2 separate regions of the Homo sapiens genome follow, and region 1 is linked to region 2. A link is a contact called in ENCODE POLR2A ChIA-PET data. All regions are on one chromosome and are shown on one strand. Each heading gives the region's core, a stretch centred on a gene start or an enhancer-like site at or near the end of the contact. The rest is flanking DNA. Distances are from core to core; before and after follow the strand shown.

Region 1 (5,413 bases), core at 223-2,722, 190 kb before region 2:
CTGTTGTGTAAACAGGCAGTGCATTTAACCACAGAAAATGGTGCCTGGCATACAGTAGGTGCTCAATAAATGCTCACTAGTACTGTGTCTCCCAGGAGACAGCTTTGAGAGCACCTGCTGATTCAAACCCACTCCTTTGATGCAACACCAAACAGGCATACAACAGCCCAACAGCTGTCACCTGTGGGACTGTCCAGTCCCAAATGAAACAAGACAGCAGGTGTGTGAAGGCAAGAGATGGGAGACACCCACCCTCGGGAGAAGAGCCCTCCAACCCAATGCACCATGGAAGCAGCATGCGGTGCCCCACAGCAGGGCCTCTCCCCACTGCCACGTGAGGCGGGCGCACAGGGATTAACCGGACGTTCATATCGACAGCTCAATCCTTATCCCCAAGGGGGCCTGAAACCTGCCTGGCACATGGCAGGGGCTCAGCAAAATCCCATGGACCCAGCTAACGGGGTGGTGCTTTCTGGTGGGGGTTTGACTGTTCTGATATGGAGAAAACCAGAATTTTAGAATGGAACAAGTTTACACAAGGAGGTGAGATGAGATGGCAGATAAAGGAAAACAAAAAAGGGCCAGGCGTGGTGGCTCACACCTATAATCCCAGCACTTTAGGAGGCCGAGGCGAGTGGATCACAAGGTCAGGAGTTTGAGACCAGCATGGCCAATATGGTGAAACCCCGTCTCTGCTAAAAATACACAATTAGCCAGGCATGGTGGTGTATGCCTGTAGTCCCAGATGCTCAGGAGGCTGAGGCAGGAGAATCACTTGAACCCGGGAGGCAGCGGTTGCAGTGAGCCGAGATGGCGTCACTGCACTCCAGCCTGGGTGACAGAGCAAGACTCCATCTCAAAAAAAAAAAAAAAAAAAATGTAGAGACAGAGGTCTTACTATGTTGCCCAGGCTTCCCAAGGTGCTGAGATTACAGATGTGAGCCACCGTACCCAGCCTATTTTTTATTTTTGTAAAGACAGGCTCTCACTATGTTGCCCAGGCTTTTTTTCAAAGAGCAACATACTGTTTTTCAAATGAAATTTTACACAAAGCCCCAGTATGTAACATAGAGGCCAGGTGCAGTGGTTCATGCTTGTAATTCCAGCACTTTGGGAGGCTGAGGTGGGAGGATCGCTTGAGTTCAGGAGTTTGAGACCAGCCTGGCCAACATGGCAAAACCTGCCTCTACAGAAAATACAAAAATTAGCTGGGCATAGTGGCAGGTGCCTGTAATCTCAGCTACTCAGGAGGCTGAAGCAGAATTGTTTGAACCCAGGAGGCAGAGGTTGCAGTGAGCTGAGATCGCGCCATTGCACTCCAGCCTGGGGGACAGGGTGAGACTCTGTCTCAAAAAAAAAAAAAAAGCCCCAGTATGTAACACAGAAACCCCTCTGGCTAGGGGAGGTGGCCCTAGGGCTCTCTGTTCACTCACACCAATGCCATGGACTGACTCACCCACCTCCGACTTCCCCAGTTAACCCACGCCAAGGACGCATCAGGCAGGCCATTCTCTTTGAGTATCTTTTTAATGACTTAAACACCAGCACGGAGACTCGCCATGTAAACGGCCTCATTTCTGTGCTCTGTGCTTTGGGAGGGACAGGGACACCATTTCCCACCTCGGCTGAGTTAAAACCTGTCTTGTAAATTAATAAATAATTTCCTAACACGGCAAAAAAAAAAAAAAATCCAAACGAGACCTAGTTTCCATCCAGGGACAGGATATTTCTGGACACCCCCGGTCACTGCTCCTCCTAAGGGCCTGGCCGTGGCTACTGCAGGGAGGATGCAGTGAGAATGGCTTCCCTGCTGCTGTTTGCTGCTGTCTACGCTGGCCAAGAACCTGCTCCCGTCTGCCTGGGCTGATGGAGTCTCGCTCTTGACAAAAATCTTGCTGGGGCAGGTCCTCTGGCAGCCCCAGCACCTTACCCTGAGTCACGGGAACCTGAGACTTTGTCCAAACCTCGGCTGGAAGGCTGGTCTTGGCACTCGACGTCTTAGCTAGTGGATTTATCGCATTAAGACTGTACTTGGGCCTTTTTCATGATGACTTGGGTCTCAATCCTTGGAGCAGCTGAAAGAACAGCTCGGGCCACCTGTGGATGCACCCACAATGAAATCAGAGGCCACTGCAAGGCAGAGTGGCCTGCAGTTTTAACTCGGGCACTATGGCAATGCAGACCCAAACCAATTGTGCCAGTTCTTTGCTGGGTGGCAAAGTGTTTTCAGGCTTTGTGGTCACTCCTGATTTCTGTTTGGAAGCACAGTTCTCTCTCTAAGGAGAATGGAAACTTGGAAAGGCCTGTAAAATCGGAAAGCCTGTAAAAGGCCGTAGAGTGGAGATGTATAAAAATGTACGGTCACCCATGTTTTAGGGGTTGACACCGTGGACTTTTATCTCGCTCACCAAATTCCTCACACATACAGCTCACTCCCTGTGCCCTCGGCCATCTCAGGCACCACAAAATCCTCACTGCTTGAAATTCACTTATGGAGTCCAACAAACAACTTTCTTAAAAAAAAAAAAAAAGGCAGTAAAATCTCAGAATTTCTGTGCAACGCTTGCAACCTGCCCACTTATTAAATAAACAGAACACCAAACCAACCGAAAGCTATGCAAGTGGCAGGCTGCCCTGGGCAGAGCCCTGCCTGTCTGCCAGGGACTACGGTGGCACGGGAGCAGGGCGCGATCATGCTGGAAGAAATGAGAGGTGGTCTCATTCCCTGAATCTCAAACTCTCATCTCAGGAGCCCCCAGTCCTAACACTGTATTCAGCGGCTGGAGTTATCTGGCCAGGTAAAGGGACGAGGGAAGGCAGACAGTCCTCAACTTCTTCCTGTGTTTCTAGCAGGGAAGGAACGCAATGGCTTCAGTCCCTCCGCCTCTAGGTAACAAGGCAAAGGCCTCCCTAACCCAGGCAGACAGGATGTGGGGAAGGTCTTGTGTCTTTTCCTAACTCAGAATGAGTGAGCGGGCTCCCGGAGAAAGACTGTCCTCTTAGCACATGACCCCGCAGGCTTCTAGCACCAAAGGCTCGCTAACACCTCCGACCCTGTCTGCAGGTAGAGGGGATGGGAGGCAGAACCCTTCTCCTGATTGGTGCCTGAAGGAGGCAAGAACGAGCATCTGCTATGCCGCAGCCGGATTTCCCCCATCTCAGCAGGAGAGGGGAGAGGTGAGGGTGCAGGCGTTCTGGGCAGGTCAGTGCAGTTCGATGAACGCCTCCAGATCTTCCGGGATGAAGCCCTTGTAAGGGATCTTGTTCTTATCCAGGGCCCGGGCCGCAAGGCACTGCAGGGTCACGTAGTTGAAGGGCTGCATGGTACCCCTGGCCAGCAGCTTCTCGTCCAGCAGCTCGTAGGCCGTCTTCTTGAAGGCATTGGTGGCGTCCATGTGGGCCCCTGCTTCGATCAGGGCATTCATGATGGCCGGGCAGTTGTTCTGGGCTGCTATGTGTAGCGGGGTGTTGTTGTCAAAATCCCTGCTGTCCGGGTCGGCCCCGCAGTCGAGCAGCACTTTGACCACGTGCAGGGAGGGGAATCTGCCCACGGGATAGCGGCCCACGTTTGTGGTGTCCTTGTCCACAGCCATGTGCAGAGGGGTGAAGCCGTTCTTGCCCCTGGGCGCGCACTTGAGCAGGCGGTAGACGGTCTGGTGCTTCAGGTGCTCCTGGCTGGGGGTGCACTCCACTTTCTCCAGCAGGTAGAGCAGGTGGAGGATGATGGCCAGCGCCTTGGTGAACTGGGCTGAGTCTCCGGGCTCCCTGGGCAGCTGCAGGGCCCGTTCCACTTCCCGGACCCCTTTGGTGAGAACCCCCATGAGGTCTGCAAAGCCGATCTGGGTGCCCAGGCTGCCTTTGGCGGCCCGGTCCTGAAGCACGTAGGAGAAGAGTTCCGCGAAGGAGAGGAAGCTGCTGGCGGTCATGGGGCTCAGAGGCTCCAGGTTGCTCTGTTGCATGTCCAGGGCGTACTTCCACAAGCGGATGCAGCGCTCGAAATTGCCCGAGTCGGCGTACACGGCACCCCTGTAACGGATGTAATAGGAAGTGTCCGGGTGCGAGGGACCGAGGATGCGCTCCCGGATCAACAGGGCCTGCATGCGCATCTCATCCGGGTCGGTGATCAGCGCCTCCAGCTCCTCGGTGGTGTTGACCTCCCTGGAATAGTCATAGGCCAGGACCAGCTGTGGGGGCTCCGGTTTGGGCAGGTACTCGCCCCCCTGGTGACGCAGCTCCATGGCCCGCCTCCAGTGTTTAAGGGCCCCAAGCAGATCTCGTTTCTTATCCACATACGTAGCTCCCAGCAATTCCAAGGCTTCCACGGCAGCTTCCCGGCTGGTGGGACAGCAGCTTTCGTAAGATTCCCCGTTCAGTGGTTCCTCTGGGGAGGAGCTGCAGCACGGAGCCCCCTGAGGCTGCGCACACCCCTGGCTGGTGGAGGGGTCTTCTTGGGGCAGCCCAGGCTGAGCCTCTCCCCCTGCGACCTGCTCCTGGCCGGGCTGCTCCTGGATGAGGTACTCCACGATGTTGGTGTGGCCCGTCACGCTGGCCGCGAGCAGCGGGGTCATGCCGTAGCCGTCACGTTCCATGCGGGCCTTGCACCCCAGCAGCAGCTGCAGGATCTCCAGGCTGCCGGACTCGGCGCAGTCATGCAGGGCCGTGTTGCCCTTGGCGCTGCGCCGGTTCACCTGGGCGCCCTGCTCCAGCAGGTAGCGGGCGATCTCACGGTGGCCCTTGTAGCACGAGATCATGAGGCACGTGTGGCCGTGCCGGTTGGCCACCTCCAGGTCGGCCTGGTGCTCGCCGACCAGGTAGCGCACCACCTCCAGGTGGCCGTCGAAGCAGGCGGCGCGGAGAGGCGTGGAGTTGGTGCGCGTGGTGCGGTTCACCGAGGCCCCGCGGCGCAGCAGGCTCCGCACCACGTCCAGGTGGCCGGCTGCGGAGGCGGCCCACAGCGGCGGCGCGCCCTCGATGGTCTCGCCATCGAAGTGCACCGAGCCACCGGCCTCCACGCTCGCGCCGCACCGGTCCACCAGGTACTCCACCACGTCCAGGTGGCCGTAGCGGGCGGCGATGAGTAGCGGCGTTCCCCCGCCGGCCACCTCGCCCGTCAGCTCGTCCAGTTCCTCCCGGCTCCGGCCGCTGAGCAGCTTCTGGAGCAGCTGCAGCTTGCCATCACGGGCGGCGTTGTACACGGCGGTGCGGAGGTCCATGGTTCGGGCCTCCGCCAGGCCATGGGCCGGCCGCCGGGGGACGGGGAGACGGAGGATCAGAGCCCGGACGGGCGGGAGGCAACCTTCACCGTCCCCCTCGCCGCCATCTTAGGGTCTCCTCGGGCGGAACAAAATGGCTGCCGCGACCCGACGGATGGCAGCACGCCGGGAAATGGAGTCCTTTGCGCGGGCCCACTCCA
Region 2 (5,228 bases), core at 372-2,871:
CAGTGGCGTGATCTCCACTCACTGCAACCTCTGCCTCCCAGGTTCAAGCGATTTTCCTCCCTCAGCCTCCTGAGTAGCTGGGATTACAGGCGCCCGCCACCACGCCCGGCTAATTTTTGTATTTTTAAGTAGAGACGGGGTTTCATCATGTTGGTCAGGCTGGTCTCGAACTCCTGACCTCAGGTGATCTGCCCACCTCGGGCTCCCAAAGTGTTGGGATTACAGGCATGAGCCACTGCGCCCATCTCAGTGCATATTTTCTGGATGAACAAACGTGTACCTCTCCACAATCCCGTCTTTCTCCAAGCCTCAGTTTCCTCCCCTGTGAAACAGGGTGAATCTCTCCTGTGGGAAGTGTGAAGTGGGGGCTTCATATAGACAGCCTCCCCGCTCTCAGCTCAGGCCCGGGTGGAGGGGGTGCCCTCTTTCCAGGATTAATGGTGTCCCTGCCTCTGGGATTCAGATTCTGGCTCCACTGGGCATTCGGATCCTGAATCCCAGAAGGTCTCAGGGCTGAGCCCCGGAGCTCTGAGCTGAGGAGACCCTGAGTTAGGGACTGGGGGCACTCAGCCAGTTTGTGGAGGGGGTCTGAAGTACCAGCTAGGGGGAGGGGTGGGGACCAGGACAGGGTTAGAGCCCCAGACCCCAGGGGTGCCCCAGAGAGGAAAATTGGGGAGGGGGATGGGCTAGGGAGCCTCTCGCCTGCCTCTATCTCTCTGTTTCTTCCCCATTCTCTTTCTAAGTCTCTGTCTCTGTCTTTCTCTGTCTCTAGGTCTCTCTGAGTCTCTTTTTATCTCTGACTACCTCTTTTGATCTCTATTGGTCTCCTTTCTCTTGTTTTCTCTCTGTCTCTTTGAATCTACTTTTATCCCTGTCTTTCTTTCCCTCTCTCTCTCTCTCTAAGTCTCTTTGTCTCTCTCTCTCTCTCTCTTTTTTGGCGGGGGGACAGTCTCCCTCTGTCTCCCAGGCTGGAGTGCAGTGGTGCAATCTCGGTTCACTGCAACCTCTGCCTCCCGGGTTCAAGCGATTCTCCTGCCTCAGCCTCCCGAGTAGCTGGGATCACAGGCGCCCGCCACCACGCCCGGCTAATTCTCCATCTCTCTGAGTCTCCTTTTATCTCTGACTATCTCTTTCTATCTCTGTCTCTGTTGTTCTCTCTCTCTCTAGGTCTGTGTCTCTCTATCTCTCTGAGTCTGTATCTCTGTGGGTCTCCTCTGTCTCTCTGAGTCTCCCTTTATCTCTGACTGTCTCTGTCCATCTCTCTGTGTTTCTGTCTTTGCCACCTTCTGCGTGAGTCTCTCCGTGTCTTTTATCTGTCTGACTCCAGCTCAGCTTCTCTGTGTGGGTCTCTTTCTATCTCTCTTGGTTTCTCTCTTTCTCTCCTCACCTCCTCTGTCTCCCCTTCCCAGGCTCCACTTCTTTCCCCCACCTCTTCCTGGGTCCAGGTGCGGGCCCCCTCCCCGCCTCCACCCTGCCCTCCTCTGGCGGTGTCAGCCCTTCCCGTCCAAGCCAGAAAAAGCAGCCAGGCCAGGGCAGGGCAGCCAGCCAGCCTCTCTGCTGGGGACCCCAGGGACTCCAGCAGGACTCCCGCCTCCCTGGCCTGATCCCCAGGGGCTCTGCCCCCCCCTCCCCGCCGCAGAAGCCCTGCCTCCCTCAGCGCCTCTTCCCTTCCTCTGCCTAGAGGTCCTGTGTTATTGCTGCTGGCACCTGAGGCTGCAGAAAAAAAAAAGGAAGTCGCAGTCACCGTGGCTCCTACTTGTCCTTCTCTCTGCCCCAAGTCCTCGGAGCATGAAAAACTCCACCTCCGTGTGAGAACAACACAGTGGGTGCTTCATAGTTGTTTGCGGAATAAACAAACACGTATTGAGTGCCTACTGTGTGCCAAACAGTATTTGAGGTACAGGGGACACTGTGGCATTCAAGACAGACAGAAGTCTGCCCTCCTGGAGTTGACATTCCAGAGCAGGAGGCAGATAGGAACAAGCACACATTGTACCATGTTGAGTAGTGCCTGCCTGCAAAAATAAATTCAAAAATTACATACACTTCGGTTGGGACCGGTGGCTCAGGCCTGTACTCCCAGCACTTTGGGAGGCTGAGGCGGGTGGATCACGAGGTCAGGAGATCGAGACAATCCTGGCTAACACAGTGAAACCCCGTCTCTACTAAAAATACAAAAAATTAGCTGGGCGTGGCAGTACGCGTCTGTAGTCCCAGCTACTCGAGAGGCTGAGGCAGGAGAATCGCTTGAATCTGGAAGGCAGAGGTTGCAGTGAGCCAAGATCATCCCAGTGTACTCCAGCCTGGGCGACAGAGCGAGACTCTGTCTCAAAAAAAAAAAAAAAAAAAAAAAAATACATACACCTCGGTTGGGCGCGGTGGTTCAAGCCTGTAATCTCAGCATTTTGGGAGGATGAGGTGGACGAATCACTTGAGGTCAGGAATTTGAGACCAGCCCGGCCAACATGGTGAAACCCCGTCTCTACTAAAAATACAAAAATTAGCCAGGCATGGTGGTGAGTGCCTGTAATCTCAGCTATTCAGGAGGCCGAGGCAGGGGAATCACTTGAACCTGGGAGGCAGAGGTTGCAGTGAGCTGAGATTGTGCCACTGCACTCCAGCCTAGGCAACAAGAGTGAAACTCCATCTCAAAATAAATAAATAAATAGAAATTAAAATAAAAGCCCGGGCGCGATGGCTCATGCCTGTAATCCCAGCACTTTGGGAGGCCGAGGTGGGTGGAACATGAGGTCAGGAGATCGAGACCATCCTGGCCAACATAGAGAAATCTTGTCTCTACTAAAATACAAAAAAAAAAAATATATATTAGCCAGGCATGGTGACACACGGCTGTAGTCCAAGCTACTCAGAAGGCTGAGGCAGGGGAATCATTTGAACCCAGGAGGCAGAGGTTGCAGTGAGCCAAGATCGCGCCACTGCACCCCAGCCTCGTGACGAGCGAGACTGCGTCTCAAAAATAAATAAATAAATAGGTCGGGCACGGTGGCTCACACCTGTAATAATCTCAGCACTTTGGGAGGCCGAGGCAGATGGATCACTTGAGGTCAGGAGTTCGAGGCCAGCCTGGCCAACATGATGAAACCCCGTCTCTACTAAAAATACAAAAATTAGCCGGGGGTGGTAGCACACGCCTGTAGTCCCAGCTACTCGGGAGGCTGAGACAGGAGAACCGCTTGAACCCAGAAGGCAGAGGTTGCAGTAAGCCAAGATCACACAACTGCACTCCAGCCTGGGTGGCAGAGTGAGACTTGGTCTCAGGAAAAAGATCATAAGTAATAAAAATACAAATACAAAAATTAGCCGGGCATGGTGGCAGCTGCCTGTAATCCTAGCTACTCAGGAGGCTGAGGCAGGAGAATCACGTCAACCGGGGAGGTAAAGGCTGCAGTGAGCCGAGATCACACCACTGCACTCCAGCCTGGGCAACAGAGTGAGACCCTGTCTGAAAAAAAAAAATTATACACACCCAGAACCTCAGAATATGAGCTTTTTTGGAAATAGGGTCTTTGCAGATGTAATTGATTCAGGACCTCGAGATGAAATTCATCTGCAGGCTTCATGGTCCTTTGCTGTGTTATCTTGCTTTGAACAACCCGTACACGGGAACTAATTCAATTTTTTGTTTTGAGATGGGGTCTCACTCTGCCACCCAGGCTGGAGTGCAGAGACACAATCATTGCTCACTACAGCCTCGACCTCCTGGGCTGAAGCAATCCTCCCATCTCAGCCTCCCAAGTAGCTGGACTATAGATGTGCGCCACCACACCTGGCTAATTTTTTTATTTTTTTTGTGATGGGGGTCTGACTATGTTGCCCAGGTTGGTCTTTAACTCCTGGCCTCAAGTGATCCTCCCACTTCAGCCTCCCAAAGCACTGGGATTACAGGTAGGAGCCCCCCCCGCCACAACCCAGGCTGCGCTCATTCTTTTTTCTTTTTTTTGAGATGGAGTTTTGCTCTGTTGCCCACACTGGAGTGCAATGGCGCAATCTCGGCTCACCACAACCTCCGCCTTCCGGGTTCAAGCAATTCTCCTGCCTCAGCCTCCCGAGTAGTTGGGATCACAGGCACCCGCTACCACGCCCAGCTAATTTTTGTATTTTTAGTAGATTTGGGGTTTCACCATGTTGGCCAGGCTGGTCTGGAACTCCTGACCTCAGGTGATCCACCCACCTCAGCTTCCCAAAGTGCTGGGATTACAGGCGTGAGCCACCGCACCTGGCCTCATTCTTAACCAGGCCTCGACAATCCTCTTCCCTTCCCTTCTTCAGGACCGAATTTCGAGTCATCATTCCAATCTCAGTGTATGTGTTGCCTCCTCCAGGAAGCCCACCCTGATGTCTCCCCTGGCCCCCACTGGAGGGCGTCTTGTCCCTACTGTTTCCTCGAACCCAGCACATGACCTAGCACACAGCTGGTGCTCAATAAATGTCTGCGGCTTGCATGACAAGGGGCTGCTCTCCCCGATCTGTAAATAGCCCTGGCCTAATGATAAACATAATGAGCTCACACACGGGGACTCATAATTGTGACAGGCAGGTGGGCCCTGGTGGCCACGTGACCCCTCAGCTCCAGCCCGCGCCGGGCTCAGCCCAGCGCCTGCGCCCACGGCAGAGCCACAGCCTCCTCATTAAAGCAGGCCTTTTACTTAGGCAGGCGCTGCCAATTCTAATTGATTGTCTGCGTCCCTGGGGGCACTCGAGTTCCCGAGGTCAGCAGCTGGGCCGGGTCCAGGCCGAGGCAGGCGGGAGGGAAGCCGGCTCCCGGAGAGGGAACAAGGCGTGGAGATTGGACCCGCCGCCTCTACCTACGCGCTCCCTCCTGTGGCCCCCGGGACTGGGGCACGCGCTGCCCTGCAGGCTCAGGTTCCGGAGGCTGATGTGGCCCCCACCCCAGACCCGTGCAAGCTCCTGGTATGTGTGATGTTCCTGCACCTGGTCATGCCAAGAACACGTGTTGACAAACCCACAGGTCCAGAGCCAGAGGTGGTAGCACACAGGGGCTGGACTCGGGGTGGTGGGGGGGCGGGGGTGGGGGGAGGAGAGGGGAGTGGGGGGGCTCAAATCTAACAGCTCTATGCCTCAATTTTCCCGTCTATAAAATGGGATCCTAATACTACTACCTTTTTGTTGTTGTTGTTTTTGAGACCGAGTCTCGCTGTCTCCCAGGCTGGAGTGCAGTGGCGCGATCTCAGCTTACTGCAACCTCC

What was found. ChIA-PET counts read pairs that join two places held with the same protein, here RNA polymerase II (POLR2A).
Region 1: POLR2A ChIA-PET joins it to region 2 with 12 read pairs in Caco-2. The contact joins two enhancer-like sites. POLR2A ChIA-PET finds 5 or more read pairs at or near these places in 3 of 52 experiments (Caco-2, OCI-LY7 and WTC11).

What each region holds. Positions count from the first base shown.
Region 1 is chr19:4,791,655-4,797,067 of GRCh38, reverse strand. FEM1A (fem-1 homolog A) reads right to left here and starts at 5,334. Exons shown (of 1, transcript NM_018708.3): 1 at 1-5,334. The coding sequence starts at 5,213. The coding sequence ends at 3,204. RefSeq lists enhancers at 3,710-4,366, 4,654-4,713, 4,367-5,023, 5,244-5,413, 5,024-5,413. Within about 2 kb of position 1,472, at least 4 of the 41 ENCODE cell types and tissues checked have a DNase peak (open chromatin) inside an H3K27ac peak, as active enhancers do.
Region 2 is chr19:4,606,707-4,611,934 of GRCh38, reverse strand. No RefSeq gene overlaps it. Among named protein-coding and RNA genes, the nearest start is that of TNFAIP8L1, 30 kb to the left of the region's middle. RefSeq lists enhancers at 4,091-4,648, 4,649-5,207. Within about 2 kb of position 1,621, at least 5 of the 41 ENCODE cell types and tissues checked have a DNase peak (open chromatin) inside an H3K27ac peak, as active enhancers do.